Linked DNA regions of Homo sapiens: region 2 is linked to region 1. A link is a loop called in an ENCODE intact Hi-C map of the cell type or tissue named here. Cell type or tissue: endothelial cell of umbilical vein. All regions are shown on one strand.

Region 1 (8,000 bases):
AAAAAAAAAGGGAGCAAGAATGTGGTACTGACATGAGTACTGAGAAAATCCAAATCCAATGCAAGATAAAATGTTTTGGTTAGCATTTATCTAAGAAAGTTTTGGAAAGCAAGTTGTATATTTGGCTTTGAAGAAGTAGTCCTTTCATTCCAGGAACCTCAGCTTTGTTATTTTCTGAGGCTATGGTTTAAATCACATATTCCTGGTACATTGTGAAGAAGTTTCTTGAGACAAAGGCAAGAGGGAAAAAATATGATCTGTCATGGCATGGGAGCTGAAATTCAAGTTTTAAAATCACTTCTAAACAGCTCTGAGCTTCTATGATTTGCTAGAATCACAGAAAGACTTATGTAGCTCAAGTTGGAGAAAGCATGTCAAGATTGCTAAGGCTGCAAAGAGATTTTTCAATTCCTTTTTAGTTTTTAAAATTATTATTAAATTAAAAAAAAATGAGCCCAAGATGAGCTCCACAGTTTCCTCAGACGGGATTAGATATGACTTTCAGGTTTTCAAAGTTCAATTCAATTTGAGTTTCCTGTGTCCTAAAAATGTCTTCAATTAAAAGCCAGAAAAAAATGTATTTTTTTCATCTTCATCAAACTGAAGAAAAAAAATGGCTGAAGGGATTTTATTCAAACTTTTCCCCAAAATTCACCTTTTGCCAAGACCCAGCATGGAAAATTTCAGCGCAAAAGGATCACTCTTTGGCAAGTTCCCTGAGCTAATGAAAACAGAGGGGCATAAAGGGAGTCTGTGTGCAGCTCTAACTATAGTGGTCACTGCAGCCCACATTGTGTGAGAAGAAGGGCCTCATTCAATAACCCCCCTTTTAAGTCTTTTTTATCATCAATATGGATGAGACTTAGATTTGACGTGGTCACCAAACAAAAGGCCCTCACTTTATGAATACAATCTGGGTAATGGCATTATTTCAAGTGGCTTCGCTCAGTTATGACTGGCTTTGGAATAGTTATTGTTGATTCATTCATTCATTCATTCACTCACTCATTCATTGTACAAGTATTTACTGAGTGCCAGCAATGTGTGAGGCACTTTAATACATGTTGGGAATGCTATGGTGGCAGGCATAAGCGAGGCAGTTCCTGCATTCGTGGGTTCGTGGGAGGAAAAGAAAAACAGATTAAATTACAAACTGTGACAAATTCTGTGAGGCAACAGAAGAGGGTGCTGAGATAGAGAAAACCGGGTTTTGTGGTGATAGGAGGCCTACATTGTACTGGAGGCTAGTGAAGGTCTCATATGCATTCATTCATAATTTAGCAAACATTTAGTGAGTGGCCGCCATGCTCTGGAGTCTATACTGATCTAGACACCATTTTTGCCTTCAAGGTGCTCCTAGACCAGTGGGAGAGCAGGCAGGTAAGTAAAAAGCTCAGATGCTGGGTGACAAGCGCTTTAAGGCAGGCATGTGCCATATCTAATGTGGAAACAGGAAGGAGATCTAAAATGCTGCGGTTGGTGGTGGTCAAAGAAGGTTTCTCTCAGGGGGAACGATTCAACAGACATTTGTGATAGTTGATGTTTGGCAAGATAGAGGTGAATGAGAACTAGGGCTGCTTTCAAGGAGTCTGAAGTCCAGTCTTGCTTCCGGAGTCACCTCTTTGAGAGCCTGGATCCTGTGGTGTCTGACCCGCCTCTCCAGTAGTAAGCATGGAGCTTGAGTCAAAAGAGGTGCTTAGTAAATAACAGGTCCCTTTCTCTGACATCTCATGGCACAACTCTTTGGATTTAGTCTAGTGGTGAAGAACTTGGCTACTGCAGTCAGATTGCATGCGTTCAAATTCCAGCACCCAGCTGTGTTACCTTGGGCAGTTTTTCTCTGCACTACAGTTTCCCTACATACAAGGCAGGGATGATAATGATACCTGCAGACTAGGGTAGTTATAAGGACTAAATGAGATCATGCTTATATGATCACTAAAGATATGACCAGCATACCTCATCCCAATGTGTTTTTAAGTGCTGCTTATCACCTTCCACAACCCACCCCCACCCCCCATTCACTCAATCCAACAATTATGGATTGAGTATTTTCAGTCTTAGGCATTGTGCTGGGTGCTTAGATTCAGAAAAATCTTGCCAGACTCCGGGGTCTCCATCCCCATAGATGGTTAAATTCCCAAATCTCCCAAAATGGAAGTTCTTTGCCTCTTCTACCCAGATAAATAGGTATTTGCTATCTCTGGATTAGCGGTGAATGTCTGTTCATTTTTCATCAGCACATCTGGTTTTTAGGTGAAAAGCTGCCAGGAATTTTGAAACATCTTGTTACTTTAGACATCAGAAGGCAGGGAGATTTCCCATTATTAAATGGATGTGAAAACTTCTTTGTGCCCCAGGGCTAGGGCAAACCTGAGATTTCATAGGTCAGTGAAAGCTCACCATCATTGTTTTTGCTTGGTAATAATTTTATTTAGGGAGGAGGAAGAAGAGAGGGTAGGGGGTTTCCAGAATGATAAAGCAATGTGCCAATGTCATGCAGTTTCGAGAGGCCACTGAGGTGGTAGGGAAAGCATTGCCCATGTGTGGCTCCATCTCCCCGAGCCTCAGTTTCCCATTGTGTAAGATAAGGATAACAGAACTTCCTGTGTAGTGTGGGTTGAGGTTTCAAGGAGAGCATGAATGTGGAAACACATCAGTGCCTTTTGCCTGCTAAATGCTTCTTGTTTATTTCCAGCCCTGCCACATGTTTGCAAATCTTTGCAATGTGCAGTTGGAAGGCAAAGTGGGGATAGAGAAGGCAGATTTGATTTGAGAGTTTGTGCACACAGTGGTGGGTCTGAGTTGGGGGCCTGGCTAGAAACAAGTGGCTTTTTTGGTGGCACCTTGTGCGCCTTCTCTTGAGACAGAGGCTCTGTAACCCCCCTCGGCATCAAACTTCGCACTACCCTCCCTTTGCCACGGCATCCTTCCTTCTCGTCTCCCGGGAGGCCGGACAGAGAACCCAGGCCCAGCCCCAGCCCAGCGAGCCTGAGCCAGACTGCCTCGGGCCGGTCTTGCTCGGCCTCCCTGGGGAATCTGGGAGGCTCAGCCAGGCCTGAGTCGGCCTGGGTCCCGAGGTCAAGGTCGGGGTCAGGGTCGGGGTCCGGTCGTACGCCCTAGCACTGCCTGCGGTGGGGCGCGCACAGTCGAGCGCGGGGCCTCCCCGCAGGCTGCGCTGCCTGCCGGGCGGCCTCGGGAACTGACCAGGCCGCGTGTGAGCGCCGGGATTCCTGATCCTGCCTTAAATATGCCGGTTATTTTTATCTCCCTACGTCAGGCAGCGAAGGCCATCCCACCGGTGGCCCAGGCGGCTGCTACACAATGTTTCCCTTTAGTCGGGAGGGGAAATGGAGGGAGGCCAGACTTCCTGATCACATGGTGCTGAAGTCAATGAAAAAAAATTAAGGGGGACCCCTCCCTTTTTCTTCAATGCCTGATCCAGATTCCCCCCTCCCCGCTCCCCCGACCCACCCCCTCTGGGCTCCGCGCGTCGGAGGGAAGCGCAGCCTCCCAGGCGGAGGGCCAGCGAGGCAGGAGAGCGCGCGCAAACATAAACACGAGACTGTTGCAGTAATTGGTGGCTCTGAAAACACTGAGGAAATGAGAGGCTTGTACGAAACATCAGCCGACAAGAAACGGGGTGATGTCAGACAGCCTTCCAGGATTAGAAACCCTTAAAAGCTCCGAGCCCGCGGCCGCTGCGGAAAACTCGGCTCTCCCGCTGTCCCGGGTAGGAAGCCGGGATTTCGCTTTTGCCCGACTCCCTCGGGGCACTCGCCCTCTCCTCTCTTCCTCGCTTTCTCGCTTTCTCTCTTTCTCTCTTTCTCTTTCTTTCCTTTCTCTCTCTTCTTTTTGTTTCTTTTCTTCTTTCTTTCCTCTTTTTCTTTTCCTTTTCTTTTCCTGTCTTTCCTCTTCTCCCTCTTGCGCCCCCCCCCCCACCCCCAACTTTTTCTCTTTCTGTTTCTCTGGCTGTCACTGTCTCTCTGTCTTCTCCCTGTCTTCTCTCTCTTCGTTTTTTTCTTTAACCTTCTTTATTAAAAAGAAAAGAAGAGGCCACATCAGAAGATTTCCATTTCTAAGGCACCTTGTACTTTTATATCTTTTCCCTCCTTTGAAACACCAAACAGGACCCAACTCCTAAACAAGTCCAAAGGGACAAGTAAAACTGGGGTGTCAGTCGCTTGAGTTTGTTATAACTTTCTCTTCTTCTCAGTGCCCTTCCTCACCCCCCTTTTCGGATTAGAAGTTCATATTGCAATAATTCGCCAACATGTTGGAAGGGCTGGAAATAAACAAAAAGCATTTACCAAGGACAACAGCCCACCCACCCTGAGATGGGGAAAATGCTTGCAAAAATCTGGCCGTTTCAGAAGAGAATATAGATTTCCTGGTAAAATATATCCCAGCCACCCAGCTAGTAACACTAGTGGCTGTTGCCCCATTTTCTGTTCATAGTATAATTAAGACTAAAAGTACTTACACGTATGTGTATACACACACACACACACACACACACACACCCTCCCTCCTCCAGGCCACAGGGCAGGGTAGCTAACAGCCAGTGAGCAGGGAGGATCTTGTACCACATCCAGCAGGAACTTGCGTGTGTCTTAAAGTTGGAGGCCAGTTACTCAGTGACATCTGTTCAGTGACATCAAAAGTGATGTCTGTCAAGCCTTTTTCTCTTCGTGTCTGCCAGGATTAATGAGGCAATGTTTGGAAAGGGCTTAAGCCCCCACCAAGAAAGGCACCCAAGACAGCTTTTCAAAGAATGATTTATGTCCAGCTTTATCTAAATAGGAACCGAAAAAGCATTTTTCTTGTCTGTAGAGCAGGTGAACTCAACACCTGACTTCTTGCTCAGGTGCATTTCAGAAGCTTTCAAATCTGCCTTATTAATTGGTCTGATACCTCTTTACCATGAAGGCACTTTTTTTTTTTTTCTTTCTTCCTGAGACCCCAGAAAAGGTCATATCAAGGCTGAGTTTGTACAACCTTGGAGGAATATGACTGGTTCCAAAGACTTGGTTTCCTTCACTGCTGCTTATGGTGAGAACAATGTCCCCCAACCTGAACCCTCCTCCCTCCCCTGCACACTCATAAATCTTGTGGTGATTTAGTTCCCCTCAATGCTTGACACTCCTAAGCTGTAGTAATTTGAGCCAAGCATACTTTCTGGTTTTATCCAGTATACCTGCGGTTATACCACTCACCGAGAAGTGGATCACAGCTCTGTTTTCAACTTCTTTTTTTTTGAGACACATTTTCACTCTTGTTGCCCAGGCTGGAGTGCAATGACATGATCTCGGCTTACCGCATCCTCCGCCTCCCGGGTTCAAGCCATTCTCCTGCCTCAGCCTCCCGAGTAGCTGGGATTACAGACATGCGTCACTGCACCTGGCCAATTTTGTATTTTTAGTAGAGACGGGATTTCTCCATGTTGGCCAGGCTAGTCTTGAACTCCCGACCTCAGGTGATCCACCCACTTCAGCCTCCCAAAGTGCTTGGATTACAGGCGTGATGGACTGTGCCCGGCCTGTTTTCCACTTCTTATGGGGACATTTTCCATCTCTGATATTTGTCTTGTGCTTTGCAATCCCAGGGGGCAGCCTCATCTCTTCCTAGTCCTTATGTTGGGTAAAAGTGTCTCTACTCCTGCCACTGCTCCACCTAGCCACTTTGGCGTCTCCCTTGCTGTTTTGTTTTGTTTTGTTTTGTTTTTTTCCTTTTGAGACAGAGTCTTGCTCTATCACCCAGGCTGGAATGCAATGGCGCGATCTCCGCTCACTGCAGCCTCCACCTTCCAGGTTCAAGTGATTCTCCTGCCTCAGCCTCCTGAGTAGCTGGGATTACAGGTGCCTGCCACCACGCCTGGCTAATTTTTGTATTTTTAGTAGAGATGGGATTTCACCATGTTGGCCAGGCTGGTCTTGAACTGCTGACCTCACTCGATCCACCAACCCGCCTCAGCCTCCCAAAGTGCTGGGATTACAGGTATGAGCCACTGTGCCTGGCCATCATCATGTGTTTATACCAAACTTCTCCCCGTCCCCTCAGTGAACTCCCCACAGCCCTCTGGGCCCCCCATGCTCTTAGATCTGCCCTCCTCTCTGCCGGGAATGTTCTTTTCCTCTCTTCACTGCCTAGTGAACTTCTTCCCACTCAAAGCCCAGATACAGTGCTGCTGCTTCTCCAAAGCGTTCCCAAGTTTTTCACCCAGAGCCAGCCTCCTCTGTCTTCCATGCCTTGCTGTCCGCTCACACTCCCATAGTGGTGTATGTTGGACTCCAGCGATCTTTTGACCTGCCTGTCTCCTTCACTGGAAGGGCTCCTTCCAGTGTGGGCTTCTCCACACAGGGATTGGGTCTTGTTTGACTTTGTGTCCTAAGAGTACATAGAGCCCTAATGCATGGAAAGGCTCAGTGAATGTTTGTTGAATGAATAAAAGAATGAATGAAGCCAGGCTTGGTGGCTTACATCTGTAATCCCAGCACTTTGGGAAGCTGAGACAGGCAGATCACCTGAGGTCAGGAGTTCGAGACCAGCCTAGCCAACATAGTGAAACCCCGTCTCTACTAAAAGTACAAAAATTAGCCGGGCATGGTGGCAGGCACCTGTAATCCCAGCTACTCAGGAGGCTGAGGCAGGAGAATCACTTGAACCCGGGAGGCGGAGGTGGCAGTGAGTTGAGATCGTGCCACCGCACTCCAGCCTGGGTGACACAGCTAGACTCCATCTCAAAAGAGAAAAAAAAGAATGAATGGACCGAGAACCCATTCTCTAGGGAAATCACAGCCTATCTGACAGGATTATGGAGTGCTCTAGGGCCTTGCACATGTCCCCCAACCCCCAGCCTCCAGAGCTCACTTCTGACTTGATTTAATGAGATGATGCAGTGATTTGTATAACTCTAAGCTCCTTCTCCCTTTGTGTCACTGAATCAGCCTAACATTATTATCCCAACCCACAAGAGGGTGAGGGAGAGGGAGACAGGCTGAAGGAGAGGAGGTGACTAGCAAAGGTTTTGTATCCTTTGCTAAGGATACAAGAAGTGGGAGAGCCAGGCTCAGGTCAACTTGAATACAAAGATCCCACCCCATCCCCACCCCACCAAACGTATATTCATGAACACACACACACATACAGACACACATACACACACAGATCTAGCCATTTGGCAGCCCAGTAATATACGTATTGTTACTATTTCCATTGTATAGATGAGAAAACTGAGACTCAAAGAGGTTAGATACTTGCTCAGAGTAACACAGCTATGTAGGAAAAACCAAGTAGGAAAAATACATTCTTATTGCCATAACAAGCAACTAGACCAAGGATTTGGAAGCAGAAGAGATAAAAAGACATGAATCCCAATGATTTGGCTTTATGCCATCTCTATCATTTTAGACAATCTTGATGGTACGAAGATGCTGGAGTCTGGGATTCTTTTTTTTTTTTTTGAGACAGTCTTGCTCTGTCGCCCAGGCTGGAGTGCAGTGGCACGATCTCGGCTCACTGCAAGCTCTGCCTCCCGGGCTCATGCCATTCTCCTGCCTCAGCCTCCCGAGTAGCTGGGACTACAGGCACCCGCCACCACGCCTGGCTAATTTTTTTGTATTTTTAGCGGAGACAGGGTTTCATCGCGTTAGCCAGGATGGTCTCGATCTCCTGACCTCGTGATCCACCCGCCTCGGCCTCCCAAGTGCTGGGATTACAGGCATGAGCCAGCACGCCTGGCGAGTCTGGGATTCTTAGGATGGGTGTGGTGGAAACACTGAGCCATCACTTTATCCAACCTATTTTATCCCCAAGTGGCCAAGTTGGGGCACAGAGTGGGCTAAGTATGAGCCTAGTGTCGCACAGTCTGTGAGTGAGGGTCCAACCTACAACCCAGGCAGATCTCACTCCCTCCTAATGTTCCTTCCTCCTAAAGAAATGTCTTGGAGCCAGGCAATTATGATTTTGAGATTATTTCCCACTTTCACGTTTGACCCTGA
Region 2 (8,000 bases), 630 kb after region 1:
CTGGGCAGCATGACCCTCAGATCCTGTCTGCTGGCTGTCTATACCTCCCCCAGGCTGCTGGGATGAAAAGACACCATTTGTCAGAGGACTCTGCATAGTCAGTGAGATAATGTGGTTTAAAACTTGTTCTAATTCCTCGAGAAAGGAGTCCTTGGGCATCAACATTTCGGCATAGCTCCAGGCAGACAGCCTAGCTCTGATCTGAGCAAAGGAGTGGTGTGGGCATGTGGGTATATGTATGTATGTTATATGTGTTTATGCATGTGTGTGCTTGTGTATATGTACATGCATGCACACCTGTGTGTACACTCACACTATCCTGCACAATGATTACACTTCTCTAAAGCCCTGCTTGCTGCCCCAAGACAATGGTGAAGAGAAAGGCTGAGGATGGGAACCATGGGGTACACCTGGCTGAAGGACCCTGGACTCTGCTGGTTTCCATAGCTCCCTCTGCCTGAGACACTCTGCCTTTCCCTCTTGGCCCAGTGAATGTCTCGTCCTGCCATGCTCTAGTCAACAGACCTTGACCAGGGAAAACATCCTTGGCCTCCAGGACTTGGTCAACCCCTCCCCTGTTAAAAACTCCAAAAGCTGTTGTGGTTCTCTCCCCTGAGTAAAACTTCCTCCTTCATGGCATTTATTTGGAGTGTGACTTGACATTTATTTGGGTGATTGATCACAGTCTACCTCACTCACTAGGCTGAAACCTCTATGAGAGCAGGGGCAATGTCTGTTATTGTTTACTATGTGTCCAGACACACAGTGGATACTACAAAAATACTTGTCAAATGAATGAATGAATAGGGAGTGAATTAAGAAACCAATGAACCAATGATTTGCTGACTCAATCAATGATCTGCTCTCAGAGCATTTTCTTCACTTACAAAATGGGACCCATAAAGTCTATTCTGTGTCACAGAACACACAGAACAGGCACACAGTCGGAATGGAGCTGCAGAATGTTAAAATCATTGTCCATTCTACTTAGGAAACCTGGAGAATGGAGGCCCTAATTGCAGCTCTGTTCCCCGGAGATTCTGATTTAATTGATGTGGAGAAAGACCTAAGTGTTGGAACTTTTTGGCAAGTTCCACAGGTGATTCTAAGGTGTAGCCCGGGTTAAGATCCACTATGCTTGATACTTAGGGAGCCTCAAGTTGAGTCGTTCCTGGTCTCTGCCTTTCAGTATCTCCTTGTCTAGTGGGCAGGGGAAGCCTGCAAATGGATAAGGGCTAGAATGAAAGATTGGACTAGCAGCTATAAGGTTAGAGAAAGAGAAGAAAATGATCTCTGCTTGGGTAGGCTGTTCAGGGATGACTCTACTGGGGCCATGGCATGAGTTCCATTCTGACATCCAATTCAGAATTCACCAGGCAAAGCCAGGGAGGCCTTCCAGCCCAGAGAGCAAACAGCAAGTCCAAAGATACAGAGGTGTGAGGGGGAAAACACATTAGGGATTTTTCCAAACTACAAACTGAAATTATATAGGCTACAAGAGGGTGTGGAAAATAATACCAGATAAAGCAGCTTCATTTGCATTCTTGCTTGTGAAGAGAAGCAACTCTGTGGTGAAAAAGAACCTAAAACTCTGTGGTGGAAAAAGGGAACAAACTAATGGCCAACCACATACAAAAAAAATGTGGAAAGTTCCAAAAGAAAGCCACCAGCAGCTCTGCAAACTCAAGTTGCGGTGGATGGTTTAGGCAAGTGTTTCTCTAAGTGTGGTCACCTGAGCAGCCACATTAGCATTACCTGGGAACTGGTCAGAAATGCACATTCTCAGGCTCCACTCCAGAACTACTAAGTTCTGGAACTTAGGAAACTCTCAGGATGCAGAGAAACCTGTGTTCTAACACACCACCCTCCAGGTGGTTCTGATGCACACTACAGTTTGAGAACTACTAATTTATGGGTAGTCCCCAGAGGGCTGTAGCTTTAAAGAAAAATAGCATATAATTCAGAGGCTGATATAGGAAGGAGCCCTTAGTACAGTTTATTTATTTTCTTTATTGGCAAACAAACATGGGTTTTGAGATAGTCATGAGGCCTTAAATCCTAAGGAACTTCCCCTTAAGGGAAACTGAGCTCTGCCAGCAAAAGACAGCACCTCCTGTGGCAGAACAGGTGCTTCTGCCTAATAGTGGAGCAGGAGGTCTTGCTCAGGGCACCAGAATAAGCGTGGGGTCTTCCCCAGCTACAGCCTGCAAGCCTGCCTATGGGTCTGGAAATCAGGGCAAGGCAAGATTCCCACATACAAAATTAGATCTTGGAAACAGGTTAGTTATCTTGGACTGACTTAGCACAAAGGAATGTTATCACTGTACAGATCTACACACAGATCTATATGAAACTGAACTGAAACCATGCAGTCTTTCAAAGAGAAGGCCACCAGCCAGAGAGAATAGTGGAATTATCAGATGCCTGTGCTATTCCTTGCACAGAAAAATCAGGAAACTGGGTTTCTGTAGATTGTCTGAAGCCAGCTTCTCCCCTACCATCTGCCATGGCCTACCATCTCCTCCATTCTGGGTACCCAGAGAGTTGTGTCACATCCATTATCTCATTTAGTCTTCACAGTGATTCATTAACTTTCAGGGGGCACTTTTAAAGGTGTAGGCTTTTTGCAACCACCTGTCCAAAGGAAGTCACAAAGTCCTAGAGACGGCAGCCAATTGCAGTATTTTATTTTTCAGAGACAGACGCTAATTACTCTGTGAAATGACTGAATCAGCAAAGTACTATGATGTTGCATGACAACTGTGAAAGAAGCATATGATGTTGTGTAAATATTTCTTTCCTTCATCTAGGTCATTAGTTTTTAGTACCTCATCATTTTGCTGCCTTGCTTTCCACATTGATCCTGCCACTTCTGTGTCATGGGATTTAGAGGTTTCAAACCAAAATCACCCGAGCTGGCTCCAACACTCACCAGTTGGGTAATCTTGGACCCTGGCCTTCAAAATAGGAAAATTACCCACCAAGATGATTGTGAAAAACTAGGACAGTGAATGGCCCACTCAAAGAGATCAATAAATGTGGTGCTTTTCTCTTCTTCAAGGTTGTTGCCCAGATTACCTAAGATCATATACGTGAAAGGGACTTTGTGTCTTGTGAATGGCTTACACTGGTGTTGATTGTTATTATTCTTTTACTTTCCTTTCCTTCTAATTTTTACCTCCAAGCCTTTTTTTAAACCATAGTTTTGGTTTTTATAGGAATTATGCTTTAAAAAGACACCTACCAAGTATCACACACCCAGTGAGGTGTGCCCCATCCATTATCTCATTTAGTCTTCACAGTGATTCATTAATTCTCCCGTTTTTTACAGCGAAGCAAGTGCAACTCTTAAGAGTTGCCTGTGATTTGAAGACTTTGCTGTTAACTAGTGTCAGGACAAACTTTTGAGCCCAGCTTAGTCTGACACTCCACTTTGCCTACCTGGGAGAAGCCTCAGAGATCCCTGTAGCCCGCATATCCTGTCGTATCCACAAGGGACTTGTCCCAGGTCACAGAGAAAATCACAGGCAGCACTGGGGCTAGAACTCACATCTCCTGAAGCTCAAACCAGCACTTCAAGTTCTCTGCTGTTATGTGTTTCAGTCACTTTCCCGACCCAGGAGAGGCACGATCTAAATCATCCTTTCCCAAACCATCACCCAGAAATCTCTATTTGACAAACTTCCGAGACTGCTTTCTTTGTGATGCTTCTAATCCTCATGCGTGGTGAGGAAGATGGCAGGTAGGGGAAAAGCTTAGGAGCTTAGTTCCTGTTTATCCATGTGTCATTCTTTTAGTCCCTGAGGCTACAATATCCATTTAGAAAGATTAAATAAAATGGAGTTGGGGACAGAGAAAGGGGAGCTCAGGGGGAGGCCGAGCGAAAGAAGAAAGTGGAATTCTCTAAGCATTAGACTAAAGAGCCTAAGACATTACTCATTCTCAAATGGGTCTCACTTCTTAAAGACAAACTGGCTTCCTGGGAAATCGCAGGCAGGTGAAAGCAGCTTGGGTGATTCTTTTTTTGTCCGTGAACTTGGCTTTTCTTTTCAGCATTCTCAGGTGCACTCAGGGCCCTGGGAAGAGATTGGGCTTTTTCAAAAGACATTTCCACCTCCTAATCTCTGTGCCTACAAACCAAATATTGATCTATTTAGTAAACCAGCCCATGGGAGGAGAGATTATAAAGCCCTGTTTACTCAGCAGTTGGGCCCCCCTGACAGCTGTTCAATGAGGGATTATGATGTCACAGTGGTAATTACACTATAAACAGGGGATAGGAGGAGAATAAAGCATGAAAGGGAACGCTGGGCTTGTTACCAGGCAACACAAAATATGCAACCTGAAACCAGGCAAGCATGTAAATTTCCTTACAAGCCTCCCAGATGTCCTCACTTTATGGCCAATGCTCAGTTTCAGTTTCAATTTGTTTATTTGCCCTTCTTCAATCACAAATGTGGAGCTGAGAATGTTGGAAGAGAGAAGAGAAAGCAAGGAAAAATAAGACAAGGAGGGCCCCTGCTCTCTCCCCCGGGGGTGTAAGTGGGTCCTGAGAAAGAGAAGGGGCTGAGTCCGCTCTGTGCAGGAAGCTCTAGAGGTCAATGTCCCAGAAGGAAGATCAACCCAGTAAAGAGGCTAAAGGCAGCTAAGAAAAAGAGCCCAGGAAAGAGGAGAAAGAGAAAAGGGGAGTGGAAAGTGAGAAGATAAAACTGGCTACCTAGGAAAAGGAAGAAGAGTCCATTGCAGGATCAGACCCCAGGAACTAGAAGGGGCCCCTGGAGTCCCCACGGTCACAGCCCCACCTAGTGGGTGCCCTATGTTCTTTATGCTATTCTTTTAGTGATGGCATTCCTCATGGTGCCAGGCAGCTCTGCCTTTCTCTGGGTGGCTTTATCGGAAAAGTCCTAGGTTGAGCTGAAATCAGCATCCCGGTTCTAGACGCCTCCCCAACCCATTTGTTCAGATTCCACGCCTCAGGAAAAGTACCTTACAGCCCCACAGAGATTTGGAAACAATGGCCAGGATACCCTGTGTTTTTCTTCCCCTGGATTCTCATTCCAGCAATAGGTCTCCCGGTGGGCTTTTCAGACGAAATTGCTTCTTGCCCAAATCAAACAATTTTCAGTGTGCCTATGTTCCTCTTACAATGTAGGCTTTGAAACCAGACACACCCTCCCAGGTGTGGTTTGACCTCACAGAATTAAACAGAGCCAGCTACATCTCCCCTCTCTAGTCTCATCCATGAGGCCCTGCTGTTTAGAGAGCTACAGAGGTGGGCTGGAAATGGCTGCAGCAGGCGCATGAGAGTGGATTGTTAAATTTTCAGGAATTCTGTGAGCCGGTTGTGAATCCTTGGTAGCTTGAAAGCCACCATGGGGAAAGTATTTGCACCACAGATATCGGGCAAATGCAGGAAACCAAGGCTTTCCTTTACCATCCCCCAGAGAGCGGGTCTACCAGCACACCACTGTCCCCGACCAACCACTTTCCACTTCTTTTGGGATTCAGTGCCTCGCAGAAGATAGGCAGAAGCCTGAAGCCAGAGAGCCTCACAAATGACAGGCCTTCCTACAAAAAGCTTTGAAAGAGGGAACCAGTGCCTCTGTTAGATCTAAAGATCATGGGACAGGAGTTTAATTCCTTTTGACTCTTCCAACTAGCGTGACCACCTTTGCTGACTAAGAACCTTTCTCTTGGGAGTGGCTCACATTATGGCCACACAGTTTTCCACAGGGCCCTCCAAGAGGCAGATGTTGAATGGCCAGGTTGCCTAAATAAATAAATAAATAAAGTCACTAAACTGAATTGTAGAGGTGGCTGCAGTTGCTTGCATGGACACAAACACAGCAGCTCAATCAGTGGCTTTTCTGCAAACCTGGGAATTCTGTGAAATTTCTTCTTTTTTTTAACTCTAGGAATAACTGTCTAGAATGATGGTTTGGCCAGAGCTAAGTTTCCATCCTGGTTCAGCCCCTCCCTTGGTGTTTGATGGGATGTTCATTAGTTTCCCTTGCTGGGCCTCAGTTTCCATATCAGTCAGTGGTATGGGTTGAGTCTTAGGATGTCTAACTGCAGATGAGTTTTGCAACTGACTCCAACATGGGCTGTGGCATTCATATTCTGATGAGTGCAGTGAGCAGAGCTGAGTTGGTTGAGCAGTGTTTTTGTACAAGCTAATCTTACTGTGCAGACTTGCTCTCTGCCTTCACTCCTGTTGTCCTGGGTGATGGTTTGTTTGCTGTGACCAGCCTCTCCTCAGATGCACTGTCAATGCTGATGAAATTGTCCTCAGTATTGCAGCTCTGGGCCAGATTATCTCCCAGAGAGTCTCCTCCAATCCCAAGCTGATTTGAAGTCACTTCCCTAAAAGAGGCATCCTCAGGTGACCCACCCTGAAGCTTCAGATGAAGTAGAGGTCTGGGGGCCTTGGCGAAGCCTCCACCCCTTTGCGAAGATTCTTTCTTTGGATCTTACTGGAACCTTTCTCAAGAGCAAAAGCTCACAGTCTTTTTCGTTTGCCAACCTTATGACAACTTAGAATGCACCCCAGTGCTCATACTGCATCTTCATCCCATGTTCCTTTCAAGAGCCCAGGTTCTGAAGTCAGAGAATCCTACATCATTTGCCAACCCAGTCTTTATCTCATCTCCTCTCTGCCACCCCCAACTGCAGCCATCCTGGCTTCTTGCTCAGCATCTACACTGCGTGTCCCTACTTCCCAAATTGCTCCTTCCACACATGTCCATATGAACTGATTTCCTTGAGTGTTCACAGAACACTCCACTAATCCCTCCCTACTCCACTCCCAGTGTGATCTGTCTCCATAGATTATCACCATCTTGACCATGATGTACTTTACTACCTGCATTTACCCTTTCCCCAGAATGTTAGGTCCAGGAGCACAGAGGCTTTGTTTTGTTCACTGCTGAATCCCCAGTGACTAGAACAGTGTCCGGCACATAGTAGGCACACAATTAATATTTGCCCAATGATTGAATATACAGTCGGTTCTCATTATTCTTGGATTCTGCGTCTGTGAATTTGTTTACTTGCTAAATTTATTTGTAACCCTAAAATCAATATGGCAATTTCAAAGTTATTCATAAACATGTGCAGAGCAGTGAAAAATTTGAGTTGCCCAAAACACCTGTTCTCAGCTGAGGTTGAATAAGACACTGTCTTCTGGTTTCAGCTTTCATGATGTAAACATGTGTCCTCTTCACAGTCTGTTTGGTGCCATGCTTTTCCCATTTTTTGTTGGTGATGTCACTGTTTAAAATGACCGCCAAGCATAGTACTGAAGTGCTATCTAGCGTTCCTAAGTGCAAGAAGGTTGTGATGTGCCTTACGGAGAAAATACTTGTGTTAGATAAATTTCATTCAGGCTTGAGCTTATAGTGCTATTGGCCATGAGTTCAACGTTAATGAATCGACAATATACACTAAAACACGGTGTCCTTAAACAGAAGCACACAGAAAACAAGGTTATATTAATATATTGACTGGTTGATGAAAATGTTGTGAACAGAGACTTTCAGGAACACAAACCTGTATTTTCCCTAAGGGCAATTGTTCAGTATTTACTAATTCAGTGTTCAAAGAGACTGAGACTTTATAGATCATAACAACTATAACAACAAAGAACTACTAGAACAACAAAGATCAACTGTACATGCATGTGAATGTTGAGCACTAGCCCATTAACAGTGGTAGTGATCTGGCAAGTGACTTTAACTCAGCCATGGGTTCCTAAGCTGTAAATTGGTAATGATAGCGCCTATCTGCATGGCTGTTCTGAAAAGTAAGTGAGATTATTAATGTCATCAAATGCCTACCACAGTGCCCAACCCATAGAAGGTATACCAAAGATGTCTGCTCCTCTTACATTTATCTTGTTCATACATATTTGCAATCCACAGACCAAATGCTTTTTGCTTTCTTGTATTATCAGAAACATTTCTCCTTGTAGTTCCCATGACTGAAACAGCCCATCAACTGTT

The links. Peaks named below come from ENCODE experiments on the same cell type or tissue, not always from the same donor. Only the 100,000 strongest peaks of a DNase experiment are listed, where the experiment ranks them.
Region 2: it touches region 1 in a loop (2.5-fold over the local background); 10 of 110 quality-filtered maps call a loop at or near these places.

The regions. Positions count from the first base shown.
Region 1 is chr9:107,634,506-107,642,505 of GRCh38, forward strand. All of the region lies in intron 8 of LOC105376205 (a long non-coding RNA gene), which reads left to right. Among named protein-coding and RNA genes, the nearest start is that of KLF4, 150 kb to the left of the region's middle. RefSeq lists enhancers at 2,508-3,056, 3,057-3,605. In endothelial cell of umbilical vein, a CTCF peak has its summit at 3,178; DNase peaks (open chromatin) are centred at 3,416 and 4,666; H3K4me3 peaks cover 1,208 bases; H3K27ac peaks cover 2,366 bases.
Region 2 is chr9:108,267,923-108,275,922 of GRCh38, forward strand. All of the region lies in intron 4 of LOC105376214 (a long non-coding RNA gene), which reads right to left. It overlaps LOC105376212 (a long non-coding RNA gene), which reads right to left. Exons shown (of 3, transcript XR_930235.3): 1 at 3,442-8,000. Among named protein-coding and RNA genes, the nearest start is that of ACTL7B, 580 kb to the right of the region's middle. In endothelial cell of umbilical vein, a CTCF peak has its summit at 4,788 (motif pointing left); no DNase peak of the experiment used is centred here.